Linked DNA regions of Homo sapiens: region 1 is linked to region 2. A link is a loop called in an ENCODE intact Hi-C map of the cell type or tissue named here. Cell type or tissue: heart left ventricle. All regions are shown on one strand. Each heading gives the region's core, and the rest is flanking DNA. Links, peaks and the distances in the headings are about the cores only.

The links. Peaks named below come from ENCODE experiments on the same cell type or tissue, not always from the same donor. Only the 100,000 strongest peaks of a DNase experiment are listed, where the experiment ranks them.
Region 1: it touches region 2 in a loop (2.3-fold over the local background); 3 of 110 quality-filtered maps call a loop at or near these places.

What each region holds. Positions count from the first base shown.
Region 1 is chr5:159,603,927-159,606,849 of GRCh38, forward strand. All of the region lies in intron 16 of LOC105377684 (a long non-coding RNA gene), which reads left to right. Among named protein-coding and RNA genes, the nearest start is that of LINC01845, 140 kb to the left of the region's middle. In heart left ventricle, for the core only: no CTCF peak of the experiment used is centred there; no DNase peak of the experiment used is centred there; H3K27ac peaks cover 1,437 bases.
Region 2 is chr5:159,763,677-159,766,599 of GRCh38, forward strand. No RefSeq gene overlaps it. Among named protein-coding and RNA genes, the nearest start is that of LINC01847, 110 kb to the right of the region's middle. In heart left ventricle, for the core only: no CTCF peak of the experiment used is centred there; no DNase peak of the experiment used is centred there; H3K27ac peaks cover 907 bases.

The DNA.
Region 1 (2,923 bases), core at 129-2,628, 160 kb before region 2:
TCAAGCGTCTCAAACTTTTTACCTTTGAGTAAGGCGTACGTTCCCAGTAATCATTACTCTTTCAGCCTGAGTCCTGGAATAAAGACATACGGAGCAGGCATAAACCCAAACCACAGATTGGAGTCTAGCTTAGCCCAGCTGAGCAAAGCCAATTCACAGGCTGCCTATATCCCTATCAACATTAAATTGAATTTTTTTTTTGTTAGCTATTGAGGTTTGGGAGGAGGGTTGTTGCTACATAGAATTATTACAGCAGAAATCTGCTGATACACTGAGTATCCATCTGTCTACCAGTGCAGTATGAGACATGAGACATAAGGAAAAGGCTACATGGTTGTGCTCTTTCCCAGGACACAATGCTCCCAGTTCTCTGATGGTTGTAGACATTTAGTTAAAAAAAAAAAATAAAGCCAATACAATGAGCTCAGTGGTTTTTTCCGTATGATGTGAAACTTAAAAATTCAGATGTGGCAAGAAATAAACATGGGGTTCCCTAAAAAATCTGACGTAGCTGAGCCCAGAAGCTCATGCCTGTAATCCTAACATTTTGGGTGGCCAATATGGGAGGATCATATGAGGCCAGGAGTTCAAGACCAGCCTAGGCAACATAGTGAGACCCTGTCTCTACAAAAAAAAAAAAAAAAAAAAATTCACTAGCTGGAACTAGTGGCTTGCACCTGTAGTCCCAGCTACTTGGGAGGCTGAGGTGGGAGGAACACTTGAGACCAAGCGTTCAAAGCTGCAGTGAGCTATGATGGTGCCACTGCACTCCAGCCTGAGTGACAGAGTAATACTTTGTCTCAAAAAAAAAATTGTATATATATATATATATATATATATATATATATATATATATATATATATATCCTGGCCTATTTATAGCTGAAAAAGCTACCTTAGATTTACAGGCATTTCTCCAATAGCTTATTTTCAGAATGCAAGCTAGATGTAGTGGCATTGACCAATTAGGGCATTCAATTTTAACTGTGCAGAACATTAGAGTTCTGATAGAATCACTGTATAATTGTCATCACTTAAATAAGAAAAGTTGGTTTTCCAAAACACAGAAGCACACTGCTACTTGTAGGAGTGGTTGGTTTCTCAGTGTGAGTTTACTTTTGTCGACCATTTGTAGTTGTGAACTGTTCTATAATTTATTTTCATTTTGCACTAATAATGAGCAGCAAAAGTAATAAAACTGTATAAAAGAAACTCTCTAACTCCTAAACTCTTTTTCTCCATTTCAACAATTTTTTATTTGTTTTCAATGAGAAGTGGTCGAGCACAGTGATTAGGAAAAAACACTCTGAATTAGACTTATTTGAATTAGACTTTGAACCTAGGCACCATCAAGAATAGTGTAAAAATCATCTAAGCACTCGGCCTCAGTTTTTCATTTGTAAAATGAGGATCATAATAGTGCTTATCTTTAGGGCTGTGAGGAGTCAATGAAATGATCTTGTGAGACCTCAGCACAGTGTCTAACAGATAATAAGCAGTCAATAAATGACAGAAATTATTACAGGACAAATTTTGTTAGTGCAACTTTTCTTAGGAAAGCAGCTGTTTATTATAGAAAGACAGGCTGTGTCATGGCATTTGCCTTGACCTTCACTATTGAAAAAAAAAGCCTCAGGACCCAAATCATGATTAATTTATATGCTATGTTTATGAACAGCTAAGCTTTTTCTACTTTGGTTCTCTGAGAGGAATAAGGGTCAAAGACACAGAAAATTTGAACTCACCACAAAACGAATACTTCCCAAACCTTAATTTGGCTAAGATACAATAGACTGGACTCTCTGGTAATGAACTGTGGGCAAGTTTCCAGGCAAACATGTTGTGCACTTGCATTCTTCCACGCATACTATGCTGGAGTGACAGCAACTGTGCTGTGGAGTGGCCATGGTCAAATGTTCCCCCAGTGAATTTGCCAGGAAGATAAGAACATTCCAGCAGTCTGTGTGTTGCCCAAATAGCAGGACACCTCATTTTCAGATCTGCTCATTTCCTGATTGCAGAGAATACCAGTGTAGACAGCCTTGGGTTTACGGAAAATGTGGTAGCCAAGCAAAGTTAACTCTCTTTGGAAACTGTGAATTGATATTGGTAATAATGGTTTTGATATACAAGAAAGAATTTGTTATAAGACGTATTTGGCTGTTTACCTTGAAACATCCTGCAAAGCGTATGTATGTTTGTGTGCACATGCATGGGTGCATGGGCAGGTAACTTGCTTAAAATGAACAAGCAATTGTAACTTCAAATTATACGAATCAGCCATCTGAAATATGTCTCAAATGCCTCCCCTGGAGAAATACAAGACTTTTTCCCACTTCCAGGCATTCTGCTTCCTAGTCCTTTTACTTTCACTCAGACATTTCAGAAAGCAATGGACTCAGATGTGAAGCTAGGATAAGTTACAAATTTATTTTTTGTAATACAGAGCTTGAAACTTGCTCCCATTCAAAAAATACATACACAGTCTTAAGTTCACTTAGAAAGAAGCCATTAGTTTAATGTATAATGCTATAGCAAAGATCAATATGACTCACATGAAGAATTAAGGATGGGCCACATAGTAAAAATCCATTTTATTTTTTAGAAAGAAAATGTAAGATATTTTGCTTCTCTGAGGAAAAAAAAAGGATAGGAAATAATATGCCATTATTCAATACATAAAGTAAATTTTTAAAATATACCCAAAAAGCATACATTGTACAAGGGAAGTGAGAGAGAGAGTAAAGAGAAGAAAAAAGAAGAAAGAGAAAATGAAAGAAAGAGGCATGGGGGAAAGAGTGAAAATAAAAATATGGGTCAGATACAGACTAACGCATAAACATATACCAGACAATTTTCAGAGAGGAGAATTACTATTTATCCTGTTACATTTTCTAACTCTAGGCCCAAATCAGGACTTTTA
Region 2 (2,923 bases), core at 174-2,673:
AGTCAAAGAGCTAACACGGGTCAGATCAGAGAGGCCTCGTAAGCTATTGTAGTGAACGGTGAGCCTCTGGTTGACTCACAAGCTACCCGTCATTCATTTCCCTTTACAAGGGGACTGAAGCTCTGCGAGGCCATGTGGCTTACCCGAGAGCACACAGATAACAGGTAGCAGAGCCAGGGTCTAAACCCAGGCCTCCCTGGCCCCTGCTACTTCACCTGACCCCACCCTCCCCTCTCTTCATGATTCATTCTTGTGTGTGTGTGCACGTGTGCATACACATGCATGCACACTCACACCTCGCCCTACTATTTTCATTCCTCCAACACCCCCAGGTCCTCCTTGTCTTCCCTCGTGCTGTTCCCTTTAGCTGGAGTGCCCTTCTCCTACTCTTGATCTGATGGGTACAGCTTTCGGGCCTTGGTTCAAATTTAATGGCCTTTCCTGACCCTCTCATATAATTTAGCTGTGCCTTGCTGTACCTTCTCAGGGCCTCCAGTTCTACTTTCCTTTGTAATTACATGTTTATTTGTGTATTCGTTTTTCTTCCCCCACAAATTCTCCCGCCCCAGACTGTGTCTCTACCCAGCACCCAGCCCAGTGCCTGGCACATAGGAGGCACACAATAAACATGTATTGAGTAACTGAGAAGACCAAAAGGGTAAAGACAAAGTAGGAAGACCTCAGAGAGGTTTCTGGGCATCAGTAAGAAAAGGAAACCAATGGCTGTTGCAAGAGAGATTTGGGGTTATCTGTGGCCCAGCCTGTTTCCTGCCTGGTTTTGGAATGAGATGCTGCAGGCTGTCTCTGGCTGCTCCACAATCTAATACATTCATCACGTGACTCACCACCACCCCCCAGCAGCCTCTGGAATGAATGTTATTTGGAGTAATTGGCCAAGCACTTAGAAAATGCTAAGGTTTATTTTTAAATATGATTACGACCTGTCTTTTGCTTTCCGGAAAATCACGTGTGCTCTTCAGAGATACAAAATCCGATCATTGCACTTTTAAAACCAACGTTTTAATCTTGTCCTCTAAACAAACTTGCTAAGTTGGTTTAGGGGAAAAGCATAACCATCCCCATTTGATTGATAGGAAAACTGAGGCTTAGGGGAGATTAAATGCACCATCTCAGGCCAAATAGCTATTGAGAGTAGCTATCTTGAAACCAGAGAAAGCTGCATCCACTCTACTATCCTGCCTCCCCCATGCAAATAATGCAGATGGTCCCCCAAAGAGAAGAAGAATCTAGAAAGAGGAAACCATGGCCTTCTTGGTTTGGTGTTTTATGTGGCAGCAGGGCAACCAATCGTTCTAATTAGGCCACAGGAAGCCTGTTTCTCTTTAAGAACCTATTAGCAAGCTGGCAAAATCTCATCCCATTACCATGTAAATAAATAAGGATAAATTTTCCCACATCAGCCTCCCAGGGCTGAACCAAAACTCTCCTCCTTTGCATATTTTCGATAACCTGCTTATTCTGGAATACCTCACAATTAAAGATAGCATGCTCTGGACATCAGTAATTCATCGTGGAATGGGAAAAAGGATGAGATAATTAACATTCTCTGGCTGGCTTTGGCTGGGAAGTAGCTTAATAAGCACAAGGGCGTGTTTTGGGCTATTTCCATCATGAGGGTAGAATAAATAAAATGGATCCTTTCGCACACTAGACTTGAAGGATTCGTGTCAGGCTAGTTGGCCCCAGAGCTTTCGGAGTTGGGTTTAGATCTCCACTGTGGCAAAGGCAGCTGATCAGCAAATGCAGCCCCAGGGCCGGACTGGGTAGGTGGGTTACAGGGAGTAAGGGCAGCATGTCTCAAAGCCACTCTTTAAGCTTCTAGCTCGTACTGTAAGCTTTAACTTTTCGGTGAACTGCTCTCTGACCTTCCATTTTTTTCTTCTCTGATTCCTTTTATCAAGCCATATAACTTTGATGGGCCCTCCTTAGTTTGCCCTTCTGTAAAATGGGAAAGATAATGTGATTTCGAGTAATTGGCCAAGGACTTAGGCAGGGGTGTCTAATCTTTTGGCTTCCCTGGGCCATATTGAAAGAAGAAGAATTGTCTTGGGCCATGGATAAAATACACTAACACTAACAATAGCTGATGAAAAACAAAATCACAAAAAAATCTCATAATGTTTTAAGAAAGTTTACAAATTAGTGTTTAGCCTCATTCAAAGCTGTCCTGGGCCACATGCAATGCGCAGGCCTCCAGTTGAACAAGTCTGCCTTAGAGCAAGCAGGATTACTGAGGATTAAAACATCATCATTATCATCATCGTCATCATCAGTGTCATCACTATCCCTTATGAATCATTTATGATGTGTCGGGTTTTATCATGTGCTAGATGTATTTCATTTGCATTATTAAGTTTGATGCCTACTGGGATAGATGATCAGTCTTCAAACCTCAAAATAAGCTGGAAATAGAGTTTTTAAAATTTTGTATCACACGGTTGAAAATAAACTAATGAAACACAGAACCCCAAGGGGGATAGCACAAGCAGTCAGAGAGTTTGAGTATATTTATGCATGACAGAGCCATAAATGGGTGCTGGGATATACCTAACCTTTATGGTTGACGTCATGGGGGAAATGGTTTCTCTGTCTACTAACTGAGATCAAGGAAGGGTACAGCATGACTGTGCCCTCTGGGTGCCCATCCCGTGGGACCTCTGTTGGCAGCAGACTATGAGCCTGTGTGGACTTGTGTCTGTCCCAGTATGGCAATTCCTATATTTTATGTTGTTATGATTCCTAAGAGAAAAAAATTTTTTCAGCTGAGACTCTTGTTTCTACGATGATGCTCTGACGGGTACCTTTATTCCTTCTACATTCTATTTTCTTAATCGAAGTAGTGAAAATTAGTAGCAATTTACTACAGCAAGTCAGAAAGGAATTGTCCTAAAATGTCTGAGCA